Regions from separate parts of the Mus musculus genome. Here region 1 is linked to region 2. Evidence: chromatin loops called from intact Hi-C (ENCODE). Cell type or tissue: left cerebral cortex. All regions are shown on one strand. Each heading gives the region's core, and the rest is flanking DNA. Links, peaks and the distances in the headings are about the cores only. Region 1 holds the start of Gm32986 (a long non-coding RNA gene). Region 2 has its middle 22 kb from the start of Gm51294.

Region 1 (14,986 bases), core at 3,725-11,724, 120 kb after region 2:
CCATTTTTGTCCGTGGATGACAATGCCTACACAATGAAACTTTACTGGTTCACAAACTGGAATTTCAATAGCTTAGGACAAGCCTAGGCCATATTCCCAAAGGAAGTTTTGATTCTCAGCATTCAGAAAGAGAGGAGGGAGAGAGAGAGATTGATTGATTTAAAAGACAAAAAGCATCAGTATCATGAACGTTGAGAATGGACGACAATGTGATTTACTTCCGACATACTTTCTGTAAGTCATGAGCACTCTGGTCATAACCACCATCATTACAGCATCACTGTACCACTGTCATGACCACTGCTACCATCATCATCACCATCACCAACATCAGTGTTTATCACTCTCATCACAACCACCAGCATCAACATCATTATCATCACCAGCAGCAACATCACACCATCCCCATATTACCATCCTGATCACTGTTACCATCACCACCATTATCACACTTTTCAGCATCATCACCATCATCACCATCACGGGCATCGTTATTATCAATCACCATCACTATGTCTTTTCAGGATTTGATAATTCATCCCTTTTTGGTGCTGCATAATACTCCACGGTCTGGATTTATTTTCACCATGTGTCTGCTCACATACTGACACATTCAGCTGATGAGTGGCAGGGGTGGGATTTGAACCAGTGACTGTCTGATATCTAGACTCTCTAAACAGTTTTCAAGTTGTCTTTGAAATGTTCCTCACTGGTATAGCTCCATTTGTGACTCCTGGTAAACCCCTGGGCAGTGTTAGGTCTCACCTCACTTGGAAGGGTGCTCCCATCTCCTCACTCTCAAACGGTCAAGGACTCACTGGTATTACTTTGTGTTTCCTCACTTTTAACATTTTAGGGAGCCGGGCGGTGGTGGCATACGCCTTTAATCCCAGCACTTGGGAGGCAGAGGCAGGTGGATTTCTGAGTTCGAGGCCAGCCTGGTCTACAAAGTGAGTTCCAGGACAGCCAGGGCTATACAGAGAAACCCTGTCTTGAAAAAACAAAACAAAACAAAACAAAACAAAACACCCATTTTAGGGAACCAGATCCTGCTAAGTGTCCCCTTTAACACTGGCGCTTTGCTCAGGCCTTGATGGCAATAACTGAATGGACCATTTGAGGTGTGGCAGCTTGGGGATAATTGGGGTTCCGCATTAAATTCCTGCCTTAAGCCAGCTCATCAGATCTACATGTTCGCTGACCATTAGGGAACTTGTGCGCCTGCGTGCGTGCGTGCGTGCGTGCGTGCGTGCGTGCGTGCGTGTGTGCGTGTGTGTGTGTGTGTGTGTGTGTGTGTGTGTGTGTCTTTCCAAAGGAATCTTAAATGTGTTGGATCCTTCCATTGTTCACACCGTGTTTTGGGGGGAACAGAGATGGAGCCTGTGAATGTAATTTGAGGGAAATTTAAACAATCCTCTAAGCCTTCTGAGAAAGCACGGATAGAAGGGCGTTCTCGGTGGCGTGGGGCAGGAGCGTTCCTTATGCACGCATTGTTTTGTCTGAATTCACCTACTAACCGGAAAAGCGTCTGAGAACGTGAAGAAACGCTGGTGGAAATTAAATGCTTTTTGATTTGCCGACTTTTCCTGATTTGCTATGAAGCAATACCTGTTGGAAAAGGATAATTAAACATTCTTCTACTTCTTCCGTGAAATAAAATCAAAGAAAATCTGGAAGGGGACAGGTAAATAGGATATAACCCGGGAGTAAGATCAGGAGTGCAATTATCCCCTTATATGCTGTCACTGGCTTTCCGCTGCGATGGTTAAATAGGAAAGCTTTTCAAAGCCTCGGGGACAGCGAGGGGAAGTGTTAGGGTTTCCAATTTGAGAGGATGTTTGCTCAAACGCTGATTTGAAAGCAATGAAATCTTCAGCCTCCATAACCACCATAAAACGAGATTTCTCCTCAATCCGTGGAGAACCAGTCAGAGTGACGTTTTAAATTTCTCACAGGAAAACCAGGCCTGGTTTCAGCAAAACTTACAGGTGAGGGAGACAGAGAGACGTGAGAAGACCACTGAACAGAGCTGCCCCTAGGTTGGGGCCACACCCAGTTTTTCAACATCAGAGGTAGCCCAAGAACCCCCTGTATACCAAATAAGGGGTGGTAGTGGGGCTCGCAGCAGGACCCCTCGAACAAAATCTGCCTTTAAATATGGGAATTATTTCCAAAATGTCTTTGTTGACAGCTGGCGAGGCACAAAATAAACACAGGACTATTTGCAAGTAAGCAAGAATTAGCATAATCCGCAGCTGTGGCCTAACCCGCAGGATAAAGAACTTAGTGGCTCCTTCTAAAACAGCCAGGGAAGGGACCTGCACAGAATAATGAGGCTCTTGCCACCTGCCAGTGGCCAGCAAAACCTGCAAGCAACAGCCTGGTGTCGTCCGGCACCACCGGAGCTTTCTAATTAAAATAGAAATGAATTCATCGGTTGCAATTCAACACCACGTGATTAAAAAAAGAAGTTTCTCCCGTGAGCAATAAGGTTTGAAAATATTGCATTTATTAATACTCTTTGTCCAAACCGTGAAATGTAATTTTCAATTGTCCAGTGAAGGAAGGGGAGTTGACTGAGAATCTTCAAGTCTGTCGTTTGAGGGCTGGTCAAAATACAAGCAAAAGGGAGAAGGAATCTGAGAAACAGTGGCCTTGTGCTTTGCTCTGGGAGAATGCCAGTCGATGCCCATGGACACCATGTTTTTATCAGACCGGAGAAAAGTCCATTGTGGTGCGGATAATTACAGGTGGGATGCGAGGCTGTTCGAACCACCAAGCTTCTCACGTGATGCTGCGGACTATCAGGCTTCTCTGCGAGGCTCTAGCTCCTTCTTTGTGGTGATCCACTGGTTGAAAATGAAATTATCTGCACATAGAAGGCAAATATGTGCTCTCCTCTCAGCGGAGAAGGGAACGATCCTTAGGAAATGGCTCTCCATCGATCTGGATGTCAGGCGGAAGGCAGCCAAGGCTGTCAGTGGTCTCTCTCGCCTCCTGCTTTGAAAAGCACCCCTCCTGAATGTACCAGCCACCGAATACCTTAGCGCTGCCAGTTTCTGAGTATTAAAACATCCCATGAAGTCAGTTTATTAATATCAGCCCCCCTGACACCCAACAGATTTGACTGAAATGCAGAACCTAGCTTAAACGTCTACCTTACCCTCAACAACTTTCTTCTACCGCTATGCTGTGGCCTTGCCGGTGCCGGCTGGTTTTATGTCAACTTAACACAAGCTGGAGTCATCTGAGAGGATGCCTCTGTAGCACGGGGCTGCAGGGAACCCTGTAGAGCATTTTCTTAATTAGTGATGGATGGGAGACAGCCCAACCTATGGAGTTGGTGCCATCCCTTGCCTGGTGGACCTGGGTGCTATAAGAAAGCAGACTGAGCAAGCCAGTAAGCAGCACTCCCCCATGGTCTGTGCATTTACTCCTGCCTCCAGGTTCTTGTCCTGTTTGAGTTCCTGCCTTAGCTGCTTTCAGCAACGAACTGAAATATGGAAGTCTGAGTTAAATAAATTGCTTTGGTCCTGGTGTTTCATCAGGGCAACCATAACCCTAACTAAGTCACCACCCCGACTCTGTAGACCACTGCTTACTGAAGAGTCACTCTGGTAGGTGCCATGTAGCATCAAGAGATCCAGTCTCAGAGAAGTGAACCTTTTCTGTGCCCAAATGACTGTCTACTCTGCTACTCCCTTCCTCCTGCCTCTATAAACCCTTACCCATTTTGGACATGGGTAAGTGGGTCAGCTGGGTAGACAGTACAGACCTGGGAGTGGCTGAGGAAAAAAAAAAAGAATGACACAGTATGTGTGTTGTTATGTGTATATATGTCCATGTGTATATACCTATGTGTGTATGGGTATGTTTATATATGTGTATTTGTGTATGTTTATATATGTGTATGTGTGCCTATAGACACACATATGTGTGCACATGCGTGTGTAGGTCAAAGGACAGTATTAGCTGTCATTCCTCATGTGCCATATACCTTGGCATTCTAACACAGGGTTTCGACTGTCCTGGGATTTGTTTATTTGATTGGGAACTACCTTGGCCCGCAAGCCCCAGAGATCCTATCTCTACCTTCCCAGTGCACACTACCAAGCCTGGCTTTTTGAAAACATGGGCTTGGGATTGAAGTCAGGTCAAACTCTTTACCCACTGAGGTAACTCCCCAGCCCTCCAAAAGGATTAATATTTTAAGGGAAAACTTAGGGGGCCATGTTCAGTTTACAGCTTCCGTCTTGATGAGTTTCTGGAGTTTATTTAGGTCAACAAGGCCTTATTACTCCATCACCTCTCTGATATTTCTTACTACAAAAGTCCATCTTCCCACAGAAGATTTGAGAAACAGAGGCAACTTCAAAGAGAAGTTGAAAAGACATGTGTCATCTCAGTGTGCGGAGACCAGGGCAGCAATTTCAATGCATGGCTTCTCAGGTGTTTGTTCTTTGGCAAAAAAAAAAAAAAAAAAAAAATGCATATGGGACTTTGGTGTTATGAATGCTAAGTCAACATCCTTGGTCCCTTGGTATGTGTGCTCTTCTGGGTGAGGGGGAATTGTGCATGGGGTCCACACAGAGCTAAGGCAAAAGGATTTTGCAGCTGAGGTTCAGGACAGCTGCCTGCCTTAACCAAACGAGGAAACTTCCCCTGTGCACTGATTCTGATCAGATACGTCTTTTACAAGACCACCAAAGAAATTCTAGGTTTGGAGACACAAGGTCCCAAAGAAGGAATTCTACCAATAGCCACAAACCTGGAGTCACCATCTGGACAGGGTACACTAGAAAGAGAACTCTCTGTGTCCCTTCCTTTGATTGCCAAACTGTTGAAACCATGAGCCCCAGAGAATTAAAAATTTCCTAGGAGTCTTGTACTGGAGGAAGGAAAGCATTGAAGCCTGGGGCCAGCTGGGGGTGGGGGACCTTGTTTCCTAGGAAGAGACTCCACACAGGTCTGACCTGTCAGGTCATCTTGCATGGACAGTGAGGGGTCAGGGATGGGCAGTTTCCATTTGGACCAAGTCTGCTTGGCGATGTACCTCTCTTGCCTTCTTTAGAACCTGAAGCTCACACTAGGACCTCAAGGCTCTACTTGGGGTTCACCAGACTACATTATCTGTTCTTCTTTCCAATGTGATCACATTGAATAAGGCCTTTCCCAGAGTTTCACTGTTGTGGACTCTTTAATTGATGTGTACAAGGTATGTGACTGAACCTGTTTCATCAGGGCTGCCAGAGACCTGAGCTTTGACACACACATGCACATGCACACGCGCGCGCGCACACACACACACACAGAGCTCTAGAAACCCCTGGAGGATACAGTCTCAAATGAGATTCATGCTGGACCTCCTGAGATCCAGGCAGAGGGATGAACAAGCAACGCTCCTCCTGTGTTTCAAATCAATGATTTCATGATTATTTCATGCAACATAAAAAATAACACAGGGACATGAAATAGAGGCACTCTGCACACTGTGACGGAGATGTTCTTGTAACATGGCTTAGTGGACACTCATTGTTCCATTTTACGCCTGCATTATTGGTTATTTAGTTCCACTGTCATAAATCTGAATGCTCACAGGCCTCAGAGGGGTAAAGAATGAATATGGAAAACCTGAGCCATGAAATACGGGATGGTGCACTTCAGAGGAGGGGAAATTACGGGGTCCTCTGAAAGGTAAATTACTACATAGCTACCATCGAAAATCTCTTTGTAGTTTGAAGGAATTGTGTGTGTGTGTGTGTGTGTGTGTGTGTGTGTGTGCTTATGCATGCCAGTAACTTTGGAGGTCAGACGAACGTGGAGTTGCAGAAAGTTCTCAGCCACCTGACACTGGTGTTGAGAAATGAACATGGGTGCATCCTCTGAAAGAAAAACAGTCACTCTTGACCAGCTGAGCGACCTCTCCAGCCCCCCTATTTTAAGTGGCTTATCATGATTTTATACCATCATGCTGTTTGGGGGTCTTTTCTGCTTTTTCAAGCAGGAGATAGTATTCTGGAAGCCCTTCTTGTTCTTCTTGTTGTTGGCTGCTGATTTGGCTCTTATTTACCTCTCTTGAGTGGTCCAAATTCAAGTCCAAAGCTTCTGAAATGTACCTCAGAGACATCTCATTTGTGCGTCAGAAAGAGTTCTGTGTTGGTTGTTGTGGATGAGTGGGTACGTCTGAGCTATGGCACAACTCCGGATCCATGATCAACAGCATGAGACCAACCCAGGAAACAAGTGCAACGATTGTTTATACTTATTTTTATTCTCTCTCCCTCCCTCCCTCCCTCCCTCCCTCCCTCCCTCCCTCCCTCCCTCCCTCCCTCCCTCCCTCCCTTCCTTCCTTCTGTGACAGGATCTCTGGAAGCCCAGACTGGCCTTGAGCTTATTATATAATCAAAGATGTATAGTCTTGAACTCTGGGCCCTCTGCATTCACCTCCTGAGTGCTGAATCTACAGGTGTGTTGAGCACACCTGGCTTATGAAGTGATGGGGAAGGAACCCAGAGCATCTTTCATGCTGGACAGCACCGGACCAGCTGAGCACCATGCCCAGCCCTGTGTGTACTTTCTGAGTTTTTGATGTACATTGCTAGGGGAGCTCTCAGAGATTGTCAAATCCCCAGCAGCAAATGTGATTTTCTGTCTCTTTCTAGCTATTTCAGTTTAAGATATTCTTGTTGAAAGTGCTTTGTATCTTAATTGTGGTGGCTTTCTCATATACACATACAATAATAATATCAACTCCTACACCCATGCACATATGATGACTTAGGATGCAATTCATAATAATTTTTTAAAAAAGAAAACATGAGGTTGGGAAAGAGATTAAGTGGGGGGAGTCACTAGAGCATTTGGAGGGAGGTGGCAGAGAGTGAATATCATGAAACTGTACTGTGTACATGGATAAAGGCTTCAAGGAATCAATACAAACATTATTTTTAAAAAAGATCCATGTATTAAAGGAGATAGAATTTTGTACCTAGTGTGTTCTCAGGGTTTGTAAGTATGCTTTACTGAATTGGTAAAAAAAAAAAAAAAAAAAAAAAAACTCAGGCTGGCTCACCCTGGTAGATGCCTCTTCTTGAAACTGGACAGGAAGCAGGATCCAAGGCGCAGGCAGATGGTTCTGTTGATGTGTGAAATCGTCCTTGGTTGGGGCCCCAACTCTGTCACTTTTTCCACATGCGACACTCATTCAGTGCTGTCTCTGTTTCCATGGTTGCACACTGAGGGGTCCTCGGTGTTGGCATGACCGGATTCCTCCTTCTACAGTGCACTTGGTAATGGGGAAGAGTGGGGAATGTGGTTGAGGCCCTGCTCGTGGGGAGAGTAATTTTCAGAGGAAGAAAAAGACAGCAGATCCATAAATAGGAGGGAAGCATCAATCTGTTCTATGGGCTGTAAAGATGAAACAAAACCAGTTTTGTGAGCTTGGAAGCTTCTTTGGCTAAGCGGTAGGCAAGATATCTCTGGAAAAAGGATCTAGGTTAGAGATGTGAAGGGCAGGAAGACATCTGTTGTGCCAACCCAGGAAGTACAGATTCTTGCAGAGAACCTAAGGTGGAAAAGGAGGAGGCATGTTTGTTGGGGAGGGGGCAGATTTGTAGTCCTGGAAAAATAGAAAGTTACACATGGACGTGAGCAGGACTCCCACATGAGCTGGCTTTGGATATCACCCTACGAGTTCTTCACTGGGTGTCACAAGCTTCTCTGTTATTGTGATAAGACTAACCAGGAGCAACTCAAGGAAGGAAGGAGTCTTTCTTCTTACTCTTTATATCCCATCATTGAAGTGGCTCATCCAAGTGCATGCTGAGAGCAGAACTCTGGTCATTTGGAAGAGCAGTAAGCTCTCTTAGGACCTGAGCTATCTCTCCAGCATTCCAGCTGATGCACTCATGTCCTTTGAGACTACCTTCTTCTCTGGGATGTGGCAAGGTCATCCTCTGGTAACTTTCTTGGGTTTTCTTACGTATTTCCTAGCATATTTCAGATAGTATTTTGAATTCTGGCCTGCTTTTTTTTTTTTCTTTTTTTTTTTCAATTGCTCAGTTCCTGACCGGGATGATGCTTTTGCTCGATTTGGAAATTGTTCATTTGAACGCACATCGCCTCAATTATTTGCCATTCTTCAACTGTCTTGTACAACTCCTGGGGTATTTCAGGAGGCAGTAAACTTAGCAACAGCATTCGGTAGCTGAAAAGACTTCCTTGTGTTCTTTCTTATTCAGGTGGTTGCTCCTCTGTGATCCACTCCTTGTTGTGGCCAGGCACAGTTCTGTCTGGAGAGGCCTCACAAACATGCCTTCCTCTGTGGGAATCCACGGAGTCCCTTCTCATTCAGAATCCAGTCCAGGTCTTTGTGAGTGACAAGAATGTTGTTTGGATTGGAACAGAACCAATGTTCATATTGGTTCCAAACCTTCATATTTTCCCTTAAAGTTTCCATCCAAGTAGACATTATTTTTAGACTTTCCCTGTGCGTTTGCAATTATTTTATTTTATATATGTGTGTGTTTTGTCTGTCCATAGGACTGTGCACCACTTGCATGCTGCTGGGTGCCCTCAGAGTCTGACAGAGTGTGTACATCCCCATAGGACCAGAGTTACAGATGGTTGTGAACTTTCATGTGGGTGCTGGGACTCAAGTCTGGGTCCTCTGGAAGGGCAACCAGTGCTCTAACCACTGGGCCACCTCTCTAGCCATTCCCTGAGCTTTTTTCATGCACAATATGCATTAGATTAGGCAGTTCTCCATTCTTCTTGACAGCATTTATTATATTTTGGTTCAAGCATTTGGTATTTGGGGGGTTTTACTTGGCTATCTGGTGATGATAATCACCCTTAGATATCAGCTTAGACCATGTTCTAAGGGCTGTTCTAATTATTGTTTAAGATGGTCTGTTTTATCCTCAGTGGAAGAGGTAGACCTGGTCAGGCTTGTAACTCTTGCTGCTAAGGTTAAAGGTCATGAGACCCAGAGGTCAGGGAGACAGGAGCAAAATGGTGTGCTCTGGACCTAACAGGACCACTGCGACCTTGAACTCTCAGCAGCCATGGTGGTTAAGGCCTGAACACAGCCAAGCCAGTCAACATTTCAGCATGGAATCGATCAGCATGTGTGGGGGGTGGAGGTGGGCAAGGGGGGGGGGCTCCAAGATCTCATCCTAGGCTGAGGAGTTACTGAACCTTGAAGGCCACTTGTGGAGAAGTCAGTTCTCCACAGGGATGCGGCCCCTGGTATGTTGATCCCGCACCAGTGGATGGCCGCTTACTCATGCACAGGTGGCAAAGCATGAATTTGAACCAAGGGTTATTAAAATAAAGTCATGGAAGTGGGAGGAAGATGGGTGTGAAGAGGTCTGTGAGGCGATTCAGGGAGAAGCAGGATGAACACAATCAGGATTCGTTGTAACCATATGTGAAATTCTCAAAGGATAAATAAAAATATATTTACAAAACTTTTCACGTAGCGAAAGAGCTGAACCGCGCGGTAGGTCCTTCAGGCTGCCTGTGCTTCCGGATACAGGTTGAGTTCGTTGTGGGCTTATTCTGTTACTCAAGTAGAAATCTTTTGGCCAGCTCTTGTCTCATCTCAATGATAAATGTAAAAAAAAAAAAATCACTCTATCTCTCAAGAGAACCAGAACCCCATAGAGTTGGCTGTTGTCCTCAGCCAATCCCAATCGCTTGGCTCCTACAGGATGAGTTGGATACAATGAGATAAGGTGGTTTGTATGACCCTACAGATTACCTTCTGGTTGCTACCTCCCTCCAGGGGCTTCCATAGACCACACAGTTCCTTTTGTGATGGAACCCAACCAGCACCTGGCAACTAGTGATGACTAGGAGATGGGAATTTTGATTGGCTAGGAAAGTTCTTCCAGTCTATGTTTAAGGTGGCCAGAGATAGTCATAATGAAGTAACGGATAAATGGCTGCAATCTCCCCTACTCCTCCACCCACACCCACCCCTCCCACACCCTGCTTATTGGTTCTGTGTCTTTAGATAAATCAAATAAGGCAATAAGACGAGCCATGAGATTTTGGATATATATGTATATCAACATCAGCGAAGGATCTGGGGATGTGGCTCAGGGGTTAAGGACACTTGCTGCTCTCATAGAAGACTGGAGTTTGGTTTCCAGCACCCACATCAGGTGGCTCCTACCGTCTGTAACTCCAGATCAAGGGGACCTGATGCCTTCTTCTGGTCCCTGAAGGTATGTGGACATTTACACACACACACACACACACACACACACACACACACACACACACACACAAATGTAAGACCTAGTCACTTTTTCAAAAATGGGTCAACAAAACACAACATATAGCTTTCAAACATCACTGTATAAGAGTGAGGAAAGCAGTTTTGTAATACAGATGGACAAGTCTTTTGTTAAACAAAGATTTACCAAAAGAAACAGACATAAATTGCTGATAGCACCTGCCTTGGGCCCACAATGAGGCTGGTCTTGGTGGGCAGAAGTGAGAGAGCAAGGTGTGATTCCCTTTACTACCATGGCTACCCAGATTAGGTATAAATATTGCCTTTGGCTGTCGTCTGTCTTGAAAAACTAAAGGAATCAAGTTCAGAAAGCAATAGAAAGTGAGGAAGACAGTCACAGTGTACCTGGGTCCCATCCTCCTGTCTGTGATCCGTGCTGTAATAAAACAGAAGGCAAGGTGGATATAATTGGTCCCTAAGATGTGTTTATAAGATCCCCCTTCACAGATCAGTTGATTGCCCCCTCACCAGTACCTTAGGGCAAGCCCACAAACACTCTCCATAGCTGATTTTTCAAATAAGGATGAACAGGTCATGTATTGGAACATGGAGATGAGCCCTGGCACACAGCCCCACAGGCACATGAGTAAGCAGAATATCTGAGGCCAACATTAAGGAAGGAATGTGACCAGGACAGGACAAGGGTTGCCTCAGTAAAGTAATCTTGGGACACCAAACACATACCCCCCCAACACACACACACACCCCACACACACACCATGAATAGATCTGAAGTCAGACCTTTTTTTTTTTTTTTTTTTTTTGGTTTTTCAAGACAGGGTTTCTCTGTGTAGCCCTGGCTGTCCTGAAACTCACTCTGTAGACTAGGCTGGCCTCAAACTCAGAAATCTGCCTGCCTCTGCCTCCCAAGTGCTGGGATTAAAGGAGTGCACCACCACTGTCCAGCCTGAAGTCAGACCTTTAATTGTGTTTCTTCAACATGGCTGGACAACACACAGACACACACAAAGACACACACACACACAGACACACACACACACACACACACACACACACACACACACACCCTAAGGTGGATCTTAGCATCTTTCCTCGCCCTGCCATGTTGGTAGTGCAGACAAAATCATGTATTAATGATGCATACATATTTAGAACATTAAAGCAAGCCTTCATGGTGAGCATGGAAGCAGAGCTGGGTGTCTGCTAACTTCACTTAAGTTTTTCTAGTGAGATCATTTATTTTTGGTTACCATGGTGACAAATTAAAATGAGCTGTACCATGAGACTATATATGCTGTATATAAAAATATACAACCTAAATTAAATGTATATAAAATATTATGGGTACTCCATATATTCCCCCAAAGTATAAAAATAACACACTATAGTATTTTATACTATGTTATCTTCTATAGGTTATATTATTTGCTCAACAGTCCTTCTATTTCCATTTATTTCATAAAATACTATAAAATAATGTAACACACACACACACATGCAATATATGCACAATTCAGAATAGAGGACAGATCATACCGCCTCCCAGGGCTGATGTCTGACACCCTGGCTTTTCCCTGTCCCTCTGATGTGCTCTCACCTGTTTTATTACAACTGTTTCTATTTCTGCTCTCCCTAGACACCAGTGTAGAGGGCTCTGGTAATTAGTAGGCTGTCTGTCACCATTCTCTATCCTTAGCTTGCAACTTCATCCAACCGAGTTCAGAAGTTCGGTTTTGACTTAGCTGCAAATGACTCCTGTAGTCCTGAGAGTCTGAAACCAAGCTCTGCAGGCAGTAAGGAGAAGAGTCAGGGCTTCCACACGAGTGTCAGGCTTTATACCCTCAAGGCAGCTCCCCCAGACACATGTACACTCTTTATTTCTGTTGTTCTTCTCTGCCACCCATCCCTGAGGATACCTGCCTGTCAATAGGATATGCAGAGCTCTCCGTATTTGATTGTTTGAATGTCGAGGAAGAACCAAGTTCAAACAAAGGCAGCGTGTTTACAGACAGACTCAAGTAAACAAGTATCCTGGTGTGTGTGTGTGTGTGTGTGTGTGTGTGTGTGTGTGTGTGTGTGTGTGTATTAAGTATAAGCAACACTGATACATTTAAAGTTGTGTGCATATACAGAGAGAAATGAATGATGTGTGCACATATTCATACGTGAAAATAAAACAGATATTAAAGAAGAGATGTGGCAAAGATGGCAAACTAGTTCAATGGGTAGAGTGCCTGTCTAGCATCCATATAGTCCTGGGTTCAATTCCCAATACCGGCATAAACCAGGGATAATGACGAAAACCTGTAATTCTAGCACTTGGAAAGACCAATGAAAGGAGCCGAAGTCCAAGATCATCTTTGGATTTACAACAAGTTCATGGCCAGCATGGGAAATAGAAACTATGTCCCTGTCTTTAAAAATGAGGGTAGGGAGAGTAAGTATTAGCTCCAAGCCTCCCCCATGCTGTGGCTAAGCTGTCCTGGCATTTTACATTCAGATCCTATGATGTTAGCTCACTCTATATGCTGTTCTAGGCATAGACTGTCACCCACTTAAATAGCTCAGATGCTGCTGGCAGAAAATGCACGATCTTGACAGATGCCGAGAGTCGAGCCCTGCAGCTAGCTGTGTTAGTGATTCAGAGCCTTGGGACTTAAGGACTTGCTGGCAAATTGACACTTCCAAGTTGATATTTAGAGCCAAACAGAAGCGCCTAATAGCTAATAGCAGTCTTTTAAATTTGCCTCATGGAAATATCCCTTGGGGGCATCAGATGTTCCTCGGTGGAGAAGAGGTAATATTATTGGCTAATGAGTAAGGTGTGTGTTCTAAGGAGTCAGAGGGCAGTAAGATGTCTGGTGATATCAGTTCTGGGGTCTTCATTCCTGTGGGCTGTGTTACTGTTTCTTGTGCCTGGGACCGAATATCTGACAAGGAATCAATTAAGGAAAGAAGGGTTTACTTTGTATTATAATGCAAGGGCACAGATCATCTTTGTGGGGATGACATGGCAGCTTAGGTGTGGGGCATTTGGCCATGTTCCACCCACAGTTAGGAAGCAGAGTCGCAACTGAGGGATTGCCTCCATTAGATTGACCTGTGGGGAAGACTGTGGGGGTACTGTCTTAAATAATGATTGCTGTGGGAGGGCCCAGTTCACTGTGGGTGGTGCCATCCCTGCGCAGGTGGTCCTGGGTGATGAAAGAAAGCAGGCTGAGCAAGTGATGGAGAGCAAGCCAGTAAATACTGATACTTCATGGCCTCTGCTTCAGTTCCTGCCTTGAGTTCCTGGCCTGACTTCTTTCCATAGTAGACTCTGTAAGTCAAACGAACCCTTTCCTCCCCAGGCTGATTTTAGTCAGGGTTCTTGTCTCAGCAGCAGAGATGCAAACCTGGCCACTCCTTCAGAGGTACACCCCGAGACCTTTGTCTCCTAGGTGGCTCTAGAGCTCCTCTAGTTGGCCATGGTTCAGTATTAACCATGACAGGAGTCTACCACAAGAGACAGATATGAGCCAACATTGGTTGGCTTGTGCCTGCTGCTATGGTAGCAATGTGAAATTGCTAGTGTCTGGCCATTTTGACTAGAAGGGGCTTAGAGTGGACTCAAGTAAAGGGAATGCCCTCAGTAACCAGTCTTGATCCCACCACAGGCCAAATGACTAGAATTCCCTGGTGGGAAAGCAAGACTATCATTAAGAAATTCTATTATTATTATTAGCTATTTTGTTTTAAGTGTTTTTTATCTATTTAATTTTTTAGTGTAGTGCAAATATTTAAGAGTGGGTATATGCTCTGACACTTTAAGTATACCACACTTGCATGTATTCATCATGTTATAGAGCAGAACTCACCTTCTTTCTCCTTCATGACATGAGGTCTTATGTAGCCCAGGCTGGCCTTGAAATTGCAGTGAAGACAAGGATGGCCTGTCCCTCCTTGTCTTCCTGCTTTCACCTACCAAGCTTCCAGCTGTTAAGATTACAGGCATGATTTATGTGGGGCTGGGGACAGAAACCAGGGTCTCTGCCCACTAGGCAAGCCCTCTGTAAGGGAGATAATCCCAGACCTGCAGAACCGAATCTTTTCGTAGAAAGGAAAGTTGCACTTGGTGAACAATGACGTCCAGTTCATCTCCAGGCCCTGGAAGCCACAATTCTTCTCTGTTCCTATGAATGTACCTGATGCTTCATCCCGGGATTGGCTTATTTTATTTAGTATTGTCTCCTCTGAGTTCATCCATAGTCTTGAAGACGGCAGTGTGACTTTCATTTTTTAAGGATACATAGTATTATATTGTATATATCCTTTTGAGTCTGTTTCAGGGTGGAAGGATTCATTCTGGTAAGAGGGATTTTTTTTATTACAATGTTTCTTATTTAATTTAAGTAGAAAAATAATGAGATCGTGTGTATTTGGGGTATTGTGTGGTAATTTGATGCAGAAAGGCTATATATAGCAAACATATCAGGGTGATTGGCAAGTTCTAAGTAAAACCTTTCTAATTCTTTTTGTTGGGAAGTGTGGAGTCTCTTTCCTCTTACAAGCTGCCCACCAAGCATACTCCCCTGCCCAGAACCATTTTCTTTATAAATCTATTATTCTATTTGCACTTACTTAAAAAAAGAAAACCAACTGGGTTGGCAATTTTTACTCCATAATATTTACCTACCCAAAGCCTGCTGTGTCTTATATTCTATCTATGCATTTCTCACATCT
Region 2 (14,986 bases), core at 3,703-11,702:
GAGAGAGAGAGAGAGAGAGAGAAGGAAGAAATGATTAAAACCATAGGAGAGGAAGTAGCTGAGGGATAGTCACCTAATAAGTCATATCCGCTGATCCCTGGTTCCTTGGAAAGTTAGGGCTATGATGCTGCTTGCTTTTATACTGCATCTCTCAAGAACTAGATGTCTTACATTTAAGTTTGTGTTCCAGCCATCTGTCCCTGGCCTCAGTTGCTTCTTTTATGCTGAAGTATCTGGTATGGACTCTGCAGAAAATAGAGACCAGTCAAACCTAACACTACCCAGCTAGCTGTGTCTGTTGGGGGAGCTTCAGGACAGCACACAGTAGGAGCAGATTTTGTCTGGAATTTGGGAAGATGTGTGTCATTTCTTCTCACTGTTCTCAGTTGGACTTTGATTCTCTGGTGAACACAAGATTTTATGAGCAGGACACACTGTTACAGTAATCATGTGTGTGTGTGTGTGTGTGTGTGTGTGTGTGTGTGTGTGTGTGTGTGTGTGTTTGTGTGTGTGTGTACAGGACTTGTATATGCAAGTGCCTGTGAGAGCACACATGGGCACCAAGTTTCAAAAGCTGGAGTTCCAATCGGTAGTGGATCTGGGTATTTTATGTGGCTTAGCATGATTGTTTTCCTGTGTAAGATATTTGTTCTAGTGAGCACATTTCATCTCTGCTCAGTGTTTAGACACAATGAGTTCATCAGTACAGGACCCACACACACCCAGAAATTTCGCATTTGCTTTGTCCGAATGTATGGAGCCAACTCATTGGTGGTAAGGATAATTCCTCATGGTGCTTTTGTTTAAGAGCTTATGGGAAGTACTGTTCTTTACATGTCATTATTTTTGCCCCAGGAACTCTGTTGGCTGCAGAGGTCTGGTCCTGATGCTGCTTGTATTCTAATGCTAAATACTGGTTCCTGGAAATGTGGTTGCAGATTATCACATACTCAAAGTGATGCCATATGAACCTTCTCCCCAATTTAACTGATGAAAAAAGGCTAGAACCTGTGATTTGGCAGTAGAGGGAAAAGGTAGGACTGGAGGTTCAAATGAGGGGGTTGTAGGTAGATAGAAAGAGGGAGAGAGGAGAGGAAGGCAGAGGAGGAAGAAGCTGCCATGGACCAGAAATGCATGGCTAGGAGAAACAGAAAGTAAAGGGACCTATAGCTGGGAAATACGTTAGTATGGTCCTAGATTTGTCTAATCTAGGCTATAGCTTGTAAATAAAATACCTGGATTGTGTGTCTTTAATATAGGCTTGTTAGAATTACAAATTCGTACTACAGTTGGCACCTTCCTTCTGGAAACAATGATAGTGATGGTGGTGGTGGTGGTGGTGGTGGTGGTGGTGGTGGTGGTGGTGATGATGATGCCGATGGCCCTGGTGATATTGATGTTGGTGGTGATGATGGTGGTGGTGATTGGGTTGGTCATGATGGTGCTGCTGTTGATTGTGGTAGTGGTGGTGATGAAGGTCATAACGGTGATGGAGATCATGACAATAGCAGTGTTGGGGGTAATGATGACGGTGATTGTGCTGCTGCTGGTGATGTTGATGTTGGTGATAATGATGCTGATGCTGTTGTTGCTGCTGATGGTGGTAGTGGTGCTGATAATGCGTGGTATTGATGATGACGGTCAAAATGGTGATGGTGATAATGATAATGGTCACAAAGGGGGATGCTGCTGCTGTTGGCATTTATTCATCCTTTGTCCCAACAAATATCAGTAATTTTTTTTGAGGCAGAGTCTCCATATGTAGCATAAACTGTCCTAGAACTCATAATTTCCCTGTCCTAGCATTCCAAGATCTGGGATTATAGGCCTGTGGCATCAACAATATTCACTGAACACTGCTATGTGGCAGTCAGTTTTCCAGGCATGGAGGATGGAGAATGTGGACGGAGAGAATAAACAAAGAGCTGTAGAGGGTACAGAGTTATAGAGAAAAGCCAAGTAGTAAAGAGGGAGCCAGTGTTGTATAGAGACAGGTAAAGATGGGCCATCGATAAACTGATACCTGAACAGGATGGAGTGGATAGGCTGGGGAATAGAATGTTCCAGAAAAAGAGGAGGAATCCCAAGGCTCTAAGGATATCAGGGCTGATGCTCAGGAGAAAAAGCCAACTGTCCAAGGATCACCCAGGGGGCATCAAGGTGAGGGGTTCCCAGCCAAGCAGGAATTTGTTCTGTAGTGAACTCAGGGTGACTTCAACAATGCTGGACGTTTTCTGAATCCCAACTAGCACAGGTTCCCCTCAGAACCACACCCGCTGCTTCTGCTCAGGGTCGGTCCTCAGGCCAGCTGGAATGGAAGTGATCAAAAGCCATGATCTTAGCATATTTCCAGTGAGGGGACAACCTGGAGATGCCCTGTGAACAGGACTCACAGCTGCCGAGATCATTCTTTTCTGCATATGCGCACACACACTCATGCTGATAAGCCCGCATAGGCTCTATTCCTCGGGGAGAACGTTGCCCTAGAGAAATAACAGCCAGAATATAGGTAGCGAGGCCATGGCAGCCTGAGAGGCTGAGAGACTCCACTGCCCCTTCTGTGACAATTAGTGTTGACCGTCTGGGAATTCTGAAGTGGCTTTTGTTATACTGACTGACTTGTTAGCAGAGACTGTGGGCATCGTTAAACCACACAGAGGTGGCTCTTGACTCACAGGTGTCGGACGTGGCATTTCTGCCTGTCCAGCCACCCTTTCATTGTACGCTTGTGTTTCTCTCCCACACCAAGCAGGCTTCGATGCAGGAATGTACTCCGTAATCTTGTTCTCCATAAAAGGATACTCAGTTCTGGTTCAAAAGTCAAACCATGGAGCCATGGAGCAACAATGAGGACGGATTCTTTTACGTATGCAAATGTATTCCGAGTGATACTTTGGATTTATAATTGTAAGATTATTACCAGCAGGTAATGAAATTAAGATTTAAATATCGTGCTCCATTTAAATGGCAGTTAAGCTTTTGGCTGGATCAGGAATCAGCACATTGTTGGGTAAATACTAATCGGGCTGTGATGACATCCCGTAATTAGTTAGGGCTTGGGGAAAAATAAGGTTTCCTTTGCTACCTGCCATTTTCGCTTGTGGCAACTTTGAGGCGGCAGGGAGAACTCTCTCAGTCTCAGAAGGGTTTCCATTAGAAGGAGTAGATTGCTCGAGCAGTTCTCCCGGCTCAGGGTGAGAGTCTAATTCTAGACCTGGGTAATTAGATCAACAGTTAGATCTAACTGCAGACAAACAATAGGATGGCGTTCAGGCTGATTAGCCACACAAAGCCATTATGTGGATCAATGAAAAGTAAGCATTTCTTTTCCTTAGCAGAAAATCCACACTGGAGCTGGGCTCCTGACTCTACAGGTGCTCTCTGAGCCACCTGCAGGTGCAGGATAGTATAAGATCTTTGCCCCAAGCCTACAATGAGGTACTCATCCCATCTCAGAGCCAGAAGGAACTGACGTTCGGAGATGTCTTTGTTCCAGCCCACGCGGCAAAGGGCAGGGCAGAGATCCACCTTCAGTATCTGACTCTTAAGACCTCCTCAGAGATGCTGCTGCAAATCCTCCCCCCCCGCCCCCCCTCCCCCCCTCCCAGCCATTGTTCCCAAAGCAAAAGCAAAGCAAAAGCTTAGGATCTCTAAGACTTGACTTCTCTTCCACTGTGCACAGAGAAAAACTTTTTCGATAAGAGTTGAGGTCTCTTCTAGGGTGCACAAGGAAAACCTTCCTCCAGTTCCTCCCACCAGCTCTGGGGTGGCGGGCGAGGGAGCAGGCAGAGTCCCTTCACCCTGACAGTTGCCAGGCTGTTCCAGGCTCAGTTCCCACCTTCCGGGTTTAGGGCAAGAGGAGGGGTGGAGAGACCCCTGCCTGGATCTTTGGAGATTGAAGAATGCACGGAGGGGCTCCGGGCCACGTGCGCCCTCTAGCGCCAGTCCGAGGGAAGATGTCTCTATGAGCCCACACCTGTGGGAGCTGCATCCGCCCCTGACCTGGGCACAGTCATGTCCCTCCAACTTGAGAGGGCCACTGGCTCTTTTGTAGCTCAGTGAGTTCTCAATAGGGCTCCTGGAAGAGGGTTTAGCTGCACAAGGCCCTGGATTTGGTCTCTCTGTGATATATATGTGTGTGTGTGTACTAGTATGTTTGAACGTGTGTTGTGCAGGCATGTGTGTATGTGTGACATGATGTCATGGATTTTCATTGCTTTCCCATCAGATTCTTTGCAGCAAGGTCTTTCAGTCAAACCCAGAGCTCATCGATATAACGCGTTCTGCTTGCCACTTTGCTCTCTGGATTCCCTAACTCTGCCTTCCCAGGCTTTAATTATAGGCAGCCTCCACACCCCCTCCTTTTACCCCCTCCCTTCATTTATGTGGGTTTCTGGGGGCAGGGTTGTACCTTGGTCTTTGTGCTTCCATGGAAAGTGCTTTAACTGTCGAGCCATCTCCTTGGCTTCTGTAGTGTATGTCACACGCTCATATTTAACTGAGCAAATGTTTTTAAATTGCAAAGGAATTTAAATTGCAAAGGCCTTAGCTACCCCAGGCCTGGGGAACATGGGTCTTGGTGCAGTTTGGGATGAAGGCAGTGGTCCTGAGCCTCATCAGTGTGTCTACACATCCACAGAGCTGGGTTGCATAAGGACAACTTCCTTTAAACATCCCATGTGCTTCCCCTGCTTCGTCTCCTTCCTTCTCCAGGTCTTTGTCTGCCTTCATGGCACATGGATGTAGTTATTTATTTATTTTTGGATCTGTTAAGAATCCATGAAAATTCTGTAAAGAAGTATAGGGCCCACAAATGAGTCTAAAATACAGTATTTTCTTCTCCATGTCTGGCTGATTTTGCTTAATGCAGTGGTCTCCAGTTGTATCCGTTTTCATACAAATGACATAATTCCATCCTTTCTATGGCCGAATAAAATTCCACTGTGTATGTGTGCCAGGTCTTACTTATTCGATGGTCTATCGATGGATGCTCAGGGTGATTCCACATCTTGGCTGCTGAGAATGGTGCTGCAGTAAGCGTGGTGTGCAGGTGTCCTCTGATGTGTTGCCTCTGAGTCTCTATGGACACAGTGTCCAAATGCTCATGCTGACTGCCATCCACCATGTGGCTCTGAGCCTGGGCTGTGTGCTGTCTCTTCTGAGGGGGCTTTGCATGAGATGAGATTGTGTGTGTGTGTGTGTGTGTGTGTGTGTGTGTGTGTGTGTGTGTACAGTGAATGGCTGTGTGCCCTCACATTGGGAATCTTCATGGGGTTTATGAAGACTATAGCTGTGTTGGTGAGTATTAGAGACAGATGTTTACAGCACCCACTGAAAGAGAAAAGGCTGGCAACTTCCTCCCATCATCTCTCCTTCCCTCCATCCTTTCTTCCCTCTCTGCCTCCCTTCTGCTCTTTTCCCTTTTCTTTCTTCCTCCACTCCCCCTTTTGAGACAGTGTCTCACTATATAGCCTAGGCTGACCTCAAACTTGCAGTGATTCCCCCCACCCCCGCCCCTGCCTCAGCCTTCCAAATACCAATAACTCCTTTCCTTGGAGGAAAGGAAAGCAAATTTCAGAGATGAAGTTGTGGGTATGGGTTGCTAGGCCAGGAATAAACACCAGACTGTCTGACTCTGTACAAGGAAACTAGGAATGTAACCTAGGACCAAAGCAGGTAGGCAAAGTGAGGCTGGCCACTGTGTGCACCCCATGCCTAGAGCCAGAGCTCTGGTAGATCATGTTTTCTAAGGCTCAAGGGTCATTTCAATGGTGAGACAGAACATGGCACAGGGATTCCTGGGAAGGTGGAAAGCAGAAGTTGTTACCTACAAGTCTAGGAGAAGAGAGGGCCAGGCAGTGTGTGTGTGTGTGTGTGTGTGTGTGTGTGTGTGTGTGTGTGTGTGTGTTCATGCGTTGGGTAACAGCAAGAAGGAGGGTGGAGTTAGCTGAATTTCCAGGATTCTCTGAAATTTGAGTATTTTCTTGGGCCTCTGGATACAGATAGGGCTGTGTGGGTTCGTTTGATATCTGGTCTTTTAAGCTGTGAAGGGCTTAGAGTAGGAGAGCCCATCCAAGCAAAATGGATAAATACCCCATGGTTTTCCTCATTTGGGGGACCTAAAATTCTTTAAGGCTTCATTGTGTTCACACAAAGTGGGAGGAGGCCAGGGGAGGAGGGCAGGTGAGAGTGGACCTTGCTGAATGCAGAGGAAGAGGTGCTGCTCCTCTGTTGACCAGCAGACTGGCCAGGACAGGATCACACAAACAGGCAGACCATATTAAGCTGTCAAAACTTGGGGTAACCATGGTGATTTAGGATGAAAAGCATCTCTCCCGTCCCAAGCCAGATTCTCCAGGGCCCCTGGGTCACCTCAGACACTCACTAACAGAGGCATAAATACCAGAGTTGAGATCCACGCCCGAAACTAGAGACATTCCTCAGTTTCCCCATGGAGGAAACAGATAAGTGACTGACTTTGAGGTATGTTGAAGCTGGCAGGGGCAGCTTAGGCACAGCCCCGGTTCCAGCTACCTTTTCCAGTGTCACCACCAGCCTTGTTAGTTAAGGTGATCAGGCACTGATGAGCAGGCTGCGTTTTCGGGCTACGGTTACTCTAATACAATCGCTGTAGGAGACATCTGTTGCTGGACGTAGCACCACAGGCATGACCACGCCTGGTTGGTTCCTATTAATTTCATTCATGAATCACAGGCTTAAGTGGATGGAGGAGTGAAAAGGGTTTGTGCCTGAGAGGGGGGGAGGGAACTACTTCTCTACTGGGGAATTGGCAGTACTCTGACTTTCTCCAGTACCTTCCTGTTATGTCCTCTTCAATTAAGGTGTTAAATCAGAGAGAGTGGATCCAGGTGTAGTCCTGGAGGCCATGACTCTGACATCACGGAAGCATCATGCGATCAGGCTGAATCCGCAAACACCCTGTGTTCTCATGCTCTTCTTCAAGCCGGTGGCCTCTGCACTGAGCCCCATGGTTATTGATTAATAAGTGAACGTAAGCCTGAAAGGGGGCAAGGCTGCATTATTGCCCTGTGCAGGGAAGGCTGGAAGCCTTCCTGTTGACAGAGCCCACGGTGGAAGGACTGAGGCTCCAGGCAGAGTGCCCCAGTGCTGGGGATTTGAATTCTGATCGTTGAATCGCTAATGTGACAGGCTATCTCCCAGCCCCTGGTGTTTCGTTCAATGAATCTGCAAGTGGCGTGTTTAATATGTAAGGAATGGGAACCAGGAGGAATGGGATCCAGGAGAAAAGGAAAGTGTTTGCCTCCTCTGTCTACCTTCTCTGTTCCCAGGGAGGCTTTTGACAATGGCAGGTTACCCACATCTCTGTGGACTGGAGTCCAGGGATGTTCTCAGGACCTTGGAGAGGGCCAGAGAGGCTGTCTTTTTCTGTAGGACGTTCTCCACTGTTCCTGGTGGCCAGCCTGCTTTGGTGAATCACAGGTGAATGGAGACCTTTACCTCACAGGTGGGGAAAGCAAGAGGCTGTATTATTGCACCAGCATCTGGCGTCTGTGGGACTCCTGCAGAGGACTCTGTCCTTTGTCAACCGTGGTGGGGAGACTGGACGCTGCAGTCAGAGACTGAGAAGTTCCCGTCCCACTCAGAGACCTTGACTCAGGTAAAGCTAGACCCCTAACTACACCACGGGGCGGGGGGAAATCAGTGAGTTTATTACACAGAGAATAACTGTCAATGTTTCTGATTTGAACATGGGCATTTAGAGAGAATTTTATACACAATTCTGTGGCTTTTCAGGCACCATTGTTCAGAAGGTATAATTTACAGCAAGGTTTAAAGGATGAAGTGAAACTTAAAAATTAGGTAAAAATATAGTGATTGAATTTCCTTGTTTTTTTAAAAAATTTTTTTTAGATTTATTTTATTATTTTATGTGTCTGAGTGTTTTGCCTGCATATATGTATGTGTGCTATATGCATACAGTACTCATAGAGATCAGAGGAGGGTGTCTGATCCGTTGGAGCTAGAGTTACAGTTGTCTGTGAGCTGCCATGTGGGTGCTGGGAACGGAACTCGGGTTCTCTGCAAGAGCAGCTGTTGCTTTTTAGGACTGACCCATCTCTCAAGCTCTTCACTTGTTTCTCTAAAGGGATTTTCTTTTTATAAGTAAAGTTCTAAGATGATATTACAACTTACATTGTTTGGGTTTAGGGATGAGAGTGGACTAGTAACTGTGTGAACCCCAAGGCCATGTACTTCCTAACCCTTAGTAAGGACAGTTTCAACTGTGTATGTGTGTGTGTGTGTGTGTGTGTGTTGCTTGCAGATGCTGTTGGAGTCCAGAAGAGGGCGTCAGATTCCCTGGAGCTGGATTTACAGGCAGCTGTGAGCTGCTTAAGTGGATCTTAAGAACAGAACTTGGGTTCCCTGCGAGTTTAGAACATGCTCTTAACTGATGGGCTATCTCTTCAGGCCCATGTGTTTCTTTTCTCAGCCTCGACTGAGATATCGTTAGGAAAACATGCACTATCTCTGCAGGCAGCGTTGGCTGGGTCAGTTGCATTGATGTTTCTGATGCCCAGTCATCAGGAGACATGGGCTAGATCCTAGAGGACAGGCTTCTCCATTTCACTGTCAGCTTTAACTTTCTAGTCCCTGTATCCTGTCTTGCTCGAACCCCAGGCATAACGTTGCTCCCTCCAGGACTCTGGAGGTGTCTTCTCAGTTGAACAAGGATGTGAGCCCATGAATAAAGGTCAGGGTGACTCAGTATCTCTTGCTGTACCATTTATGAAATATTTTGGCTGAAAATAAGGGCTGGGGCTGGTTCAGGTATGTAAGTTAGAGACAGCCTCAAAGTCCTTTGTGTTGACTGAGTCTCTTTTATAACCCTAGAGGCTCTCTGGGTCCTCTCCATCACCAACTCCATCACCTTTACTCCAGAAAGGAGGACTGACACACAGGCTTGAGGCTGAGATACTTCAGCAAGCTGAGAAACCCCAGGGTCAAATTGCAGTCCGGTTCTTAGCATCTCAGCACTATTGTCACATGCAGCTCTTCAGCTTGACATCACAAGCTGGAGGGGAGGAGAGCTGGGAGCTCATTACCATGGGTGTCTTGGAAAGTTTGGGGGCGAGTTCTGCATTAATTAAGCCTCATTTGAATAATGAGCACATGCTATTTATTTTCTTGGAGAGCTGCTCTGAGGGAAGCAGAGAGGCTTCTCCTACAGGAAGCCTGGTGGCCCGTGGGCCTGCCGCCCATCACTTGGGGGAGGAAGGGGGAGGCAAGGGTGCTATTTTAAACTCTCTGTTATTGCAGGGAACACCCATAACTGGAACATTGTGGGGCGGTTGTCAGCTGTTTCTGTGAGAAAAGGCCTGGGGTCAGCCAACATCTTCTCTAGTCCTCTCAATGCTGCTCTTTGCTGTGCATATGAGATGGTCTAAAATCTGCCCATCTCATCTTCCCAAATCATGTGTTCTTCTTGGTCTGTTATGGGGCCAAGCAGAATGGTGAACTTGTGATCATGAGGTCACTATAGTGGTCACGAGAGGACTCCACAGGAAGAGAGGTATTCTGATACCAAACATCTAGATCTGCCTGATATCCTTCTGGGTGCTTAAGAAGCATGCACATCGGCTGGGCAGTGGTGGCACATGCCTTTAGTCCCAGTACTTGGGAGGCAGAGGCAGGCAGATTTCTGAGTTCGAGGCCAGCCTGGTCTACAGAGTGAATCAGGACAGCCAGGGCTACACAGAGAAACCAGGTCTCGACAAAACCAAAAGAAGAAGGAGGAGGAGGAGGAGGAGGAGCAGCAGCAGCAGCAGCAGCAGCAGCAGCAGCAGCAGCAGCAGCAGCAGCAGCAGCAGCAGCAGCAGCAGCATGTGCATCTCTGAACTGAAAAGCAGTTATTCCCCAGTAATATGGGTATTTAAATCTGATCAGGGCTCATCTGATCCAGTCTAGAGAAAACAAGTGTCCCTTGTGCCTTTTCCCTGTGCAAGTGGCTTGTGCAGAGTGACTGCGTCTCTCACATAGTATGGGAAGAAACCAGCCAGATTCCCTCAACTCTGTAATTAAATCACAGACCTCCATGCCTTTGGCTGCACCCAGTAATCTTTCTTCATGAAACCACTTGCCCACTTGCCCATCAATCGAGGCCAGAGTTCTGAGTCATAAGCAAAAGTACAGAAGGCTCAGGCCTGACTCTATGAGTGTGCAGCTCAAGAGAGCCCACACATGTCAGCACTCATGAAGCCGGGCACTGGAGCTGCACACACTTAGCATCATGATGTTGCAGAGAACATGGAGGGCTGTGCAGACATGTCAGTTTCGCACTTCAGGGAGATACTTCAGCATTCAGGCCTTCATGTTCTTGGGGTTTTGGAGCCACCTATTACTAACTAATGTTCTTCACACAAACATCACGGGTCTTTAAGCAAGACTTTAAAACAATGTTGTAATTATCATATATGTGAAGAGACCCTGTGGTGGTTCGAATACGCTTGGCCCAGGAAGTGGCACTATTAGGAAGTGGTATGGCCTTGTTGGAGGAAATGTGTCACTGTGGGGTGAGTTTTTGAAACCCTCATTCTAGCCACATGGGAGAAAGACTGCTCCTGTCTTCCTTTAGATGAAGATAGCGAACTCTCTGCTCCTTCTCTAGCACCATATATGCCTGCATGCTGCCATGTTCCTACCTTGACGATGATGGTCTGAACCTTTGAACCTGTAAGTCAGCCCCAATTAAATGTTGTCCTATATGAGTTGCCTTGGTCATGGTGTCTGTTCACAGCAATGGAAACCTAACTGGATAAGACCCCAAACTGGATAGTTCACGGGATTACTCAAATGTCCTCAGTACCATCATGCCTCTATCTGCTGCAATGGCCCAACCCATCCTCTATCCAGTTCAGGGTGCTCCTCCAGTCTTGGTCCTCATAGGACCCTCCTGTACTAAGGCACTTTCTTTTAGAGTCTCCTAGTTTCTATAGCATCACCAGCTATGGCATCCTCTTCATTGATAGGGTGAAGTCTATTCTTAAGGATCGCCATCAAATCTCCCATAGGCTTTGTAGAAGCATCTCCAGGGTCAGAGCATAGATTCTGGGTCTTAGAGAGATGATTCAGCCACTAAAAACACTTGTTACTCTTGTAGAGGAACGGGGTTCTATTCCCAGCATCCACATAATGGCTCACGTTCAACTGTTAACCAGTTTCAGGAGATCACATGCCCTCTTTTGGCCTCTTCAGACACGAGGCATGCACATGGTGCACATAGTTACATGTAGCCAAGACATTCACACATTAAATAATATGAATAAATCTGATTTTAAAAAGGTGTGGGCTTTGGATCATGGGCACGGGTGATGCTGAGTGTGGACCCCAACAGCTCTCTTTAAGGGGAGGAAAGACACCAGGTATTTGGGACAGGGTGGCTGCAGGTGAGGGAGCAGTGCACGGTTTTGTCACCTCATGCATCTGATGGTGCCCAGGTAAACATGGGCAGAGGTCTCAGCACTGAGCTTGGGCACAGTCAGCACTGGGGGACGGCCACAGAATGACTGTCTCTCTTCAAATATAATGAAAGAGATTTTTTTTCTGTGTTTCCTGCCAGTGTAGATTTTTGAAAACCCCAGTAGTCCAGATTGAACTTAATTTGAAAGTCATTGCAATTGAGATGGGGGTGAACTGACAGTTCATTAAGGAAATACTTGATGAGCCAAGAAAACGTGCCAAAGTTAACATTATAAACACGATTAATGAGCAGTGTGACTACAAAATTCATAAAGGAAAATAACAACACAACACATAGGGCCTTGTCTCTGTTGGCCGGACAGGCTGCTGACAGTGTGTCCTGATTTGTCTGTGTTAAATGCCTGAGGCTCCAGGCTTGCCCACATGGCCGATGTTATCTCTCATCTGAATTTGACAGGAATAACTTTATGTTTTGTGTACACAAATTTCTAATGCTTTAATCGCTTTAGCTGATGTGGGCTCAGGGTTTGCCAGCCAATCAGACTCCATCCCCCCCCAAACAAAAAAACAACAACAAATTCATATTTTTTCCTTTTTCCTTTTCTCTTTCTTTCTTTCTTTCTTTCTTTCTTTCTTTCTTTCTTTCTTTCTTTCTTTCTTTCTTTCTTTCTTTCTCTCTCTCTCTCTCTCTCTTTCCTTCCTTCCTTCCTTCCTTTCCTTCCTTCCTTCCTTCTTTCTTCTTTCTTTCTTTCTTTCTTTCTTTCTTTCTTTCTTTCTTTCCTTCCTTTCTTTTCTTTCTTTTTCTCCTCCTCCTCCTCCTCCCCCCTCCTCCTCCTTCTTTAAAACCCACAACAACTTCATATTCACCAGAATAGCAAACTGGAAATTGTGATGCCTGGTGGGTACTTGTTACTCTCTCTTGAGTCCTATTGTATTAGTTAGGGATCTCCGAAGAAACCCAACTGGCAGAATGAATACACATTGTCTTAGTTAGGGTCTCCAATGCTGTGAAGAGACACTATGGTCAAGGTAGCTCTTATAAAGGACAACATTCCATAGGAACTGGCTTACCATTTCAGAGGTTTCGTCCATTATCATCATGGCAGAAAGCATGGCAGGGTGCAGGCAGTCTTGGTGCTGGAGGAGCCCAGAGTTCTACATCTTGATCCATAGGCAGCAGAAAAGGACTGTCTATTTCACTGAGCATAGCGTGAGCATATATAACCTTAAAGCCCAACCACCACAGGGACACACTTCCCCCAACAAGGCCACACCTATTTTAACAAGGACACACCTCCTAATAGTATCACTCCATACGGGCCAAGCATTAAAACACAGGAGTTTACGGTAGCCATTCCTGATCAAGCCGCATTAAAACTACATACTCTAAAAAGGAATTCAAACCACCATATACGTTACAAGAGAATTTGATTGGCATACAGGACACTGTCTGGATAATTCAACAATGGCTGTCTTGCATGGGAGAACCACATGGACTGCTCAGTCCATGATGCTTGATGGCTCAGCAATCCCAACCTGGTGCTGAAGGCCGGGAAGTTTCCTGGAAGTGTTGGTCTTCAGTCTACAACGAGTTATCAAAGAAGGTGGTTCTAATATTGGCAAAGGAATGCAGCAGCCACAGGAGAGATGACCTTGCCAGTGAGAGTGAAGACAAACAGGCAAAAATCAAAGCTTCCTTGTTCCAAGTCCTTAAATCTGGGTTGCCACCAGAAGGTCCCACCCAAATTTAGGGTGAATCTTCTTGATTCAAATAATCTGATCAAGAAAACCCCAAGAAAACCTGATCAAGAGCACCCAGAGGCATGCATTCTAATTGAATTCAGAGCCAGTCAAGTTAGCAATCAAGATTAATGATCATGTCTATCATGTCTCTCATACAATTTATCTTTCTCATTTGCTTTGAATTTTGGGCCTGAGATTAACCAAGTTGTGTCATTCATATTGCTTAGCTGTGAAGCATTTTTCTGCATTCTGTTCTGACTAGAAATCAGAAGCATGTTGTATGTTCACTCCACTCCTGGCTGGTTCCTGCCTCACCCAGGAACTAGCCAGCCTGCTGTCACTATAGTCTCAGCGACCGGATGGCCGATAATGAGGCTGCGAATCCAAGATCAGGACCCTGGCATATTTGCTGTTACCTGGCTTGTAAATGGAGCATTCTGTCTATATTCTTCTGTGCTGAGAAGACCCAGAGAGCTCTCTGGGGCTTTTTTTCTTTTCTCTTTTCTTTTCTTTTCTTTTCTTTTCTTTTCTTTTCTTTTCTTTTCCCTTCCCTTCCCTTCCCTTCCCTTCCCTTCCCTTCCCTTCCCTTCCCTTCCCTTCCCTTCCCTTCCCTTCCCTTCCCTTCCCTTCCCTTCTCTTCCTTCTTCCTTCCTTCCTTCCTTCCTTCCTTCCTTCCTTCCTTCCTTCCTTCCTTCCTTCCTTCCTTCCTTTTAATATAGGGGCACCAATAACATTCACAATGACTCCAACTTTATGACTAGACTCATACCCTCCAAAGCTCTGCCTCCTAATGATGTCATCTTTGGTGACATCTTCCTGGGGGTGGGGTAGGGGAGACAGACATTTAGATCACAGCAACCTCTATCGGCATGATGGCTCTCCTCCAGCTTGCACAGGCACACCAGGCTCCTATGTGGAGGCAGCACAGGCAATGTAAGTCCCAAGCATGCCCCAGTTATGTCTCCTTGGCTCTGATGTCTCCTGTACCACGATCCTCACCCTGCACCAGCTACCGTGGTGTGCACCAGAGCTCGCTTTCCCTGATGTCAGCCACTCAGGATCCACATCTACATCCTTTTAAGTCCACTTGTTAGCTAAAGGATATGGACCAGTTGCTAAAGTACTTGCTGTGCGAGTTTGGATCTCCAGAGCCCACTTAAAGTTCTATAGTATTAGCATGTACACTAATCTCAGACTCAAGGAAGACAGAGACCTAGGGATCTCTGGAGTTCACTGGCTAGCCCATAGTCAAGTGTTTTAGTTAGGGTTTTACTGCTGTGAAGAGACACCATAACCAAGGCAACTCTTATAAGGACAACATTTAATTGGGACTGGCTTACAGGTTCAGAGGTTCAGTCCAGTATCATCAAGGCAGGAGCATGGCAGCATCCAGGCAGGCCTGGTGCAGGAGGAGCTGAGAGTTCTACATCTTCATCTGAAGACTGCTGGCAGAATACTGACTTCCAGGCAGCTAGGATGAGGGTTTTAAAGCCCACACCCACAGTGACACACCTACTCCAACAAGGCCACATCTACTTACTCCAACAGAGCCATGCCCTCTAATACTGCCACTCCCTGAGCTGAGCATAGACAAACCATCACAGTCAGCAATTCCCAGATCCTGATGAGAAAAGCCTACCTCAATAAATAAGACAGGCACTGGCAAGATGGCTCAGCACGCAAGGGCACTTGCCACCAAGCCCGAGGATCTGAGTTCAATCCCTAAGACTTCCTAGGTGGAAAAGGGGACTGACTGACACCTGAAATTTTGTTCTCTAGGCTC

Evidence for each region. Peaks named below come from ENCODE experiments on the same cell type or tissue, not always from the same donor. Only the 100,000 strongest peaks of a DNase experiment are listed, where the experiment ranks them.
Region 1: it touches region 2 in a loop (2.1-fold over the local background); 2 of 42 quality-filtered maps call a loop at or near these places.

The regions. Positions count from the first base shown.
Region 1 is chr5:125,918,855-125,933,840 of GRCm38, forward strand. Gm32986 (a long non-coding RNA gene) reads right to left here and starts at 7,945. Exons shown (of 3, transcript XR_377070.2): 1 at 7,073-7,945. It overlaps 1700048F04Rik (RIKEN cDNA 1700048F04 gene), which reads left to right and starts at 9,915. Exons shown (of 2, transcript NR_166411.1): 1 at 9,915-10,232. In left cerebral cortex, for the core only: no CTCF peak of the experiment used is centred there; DNase peaks (open chromatin) are centred at 7,227, 7,532 and 8,330; H3K27ac peaks cover 2,174 bases.
Region 2 is chr5:125,796,344-125,811,329 of GRCm38, forward strand. No RefSeq gene overlaps it. Among named protein-coding and RNA genes, the nearest start is that of Gm51294, 22 kb to the left of the region's middle. In left cerebral cortex, for the core only: a CTCF peak has its summit at 3,946; DNase peaks (open chromatin) are centred at 3,931, 4,397, 5,038, 8,365 and 2 more places; H3K27ac peaks cover 1,596 bases.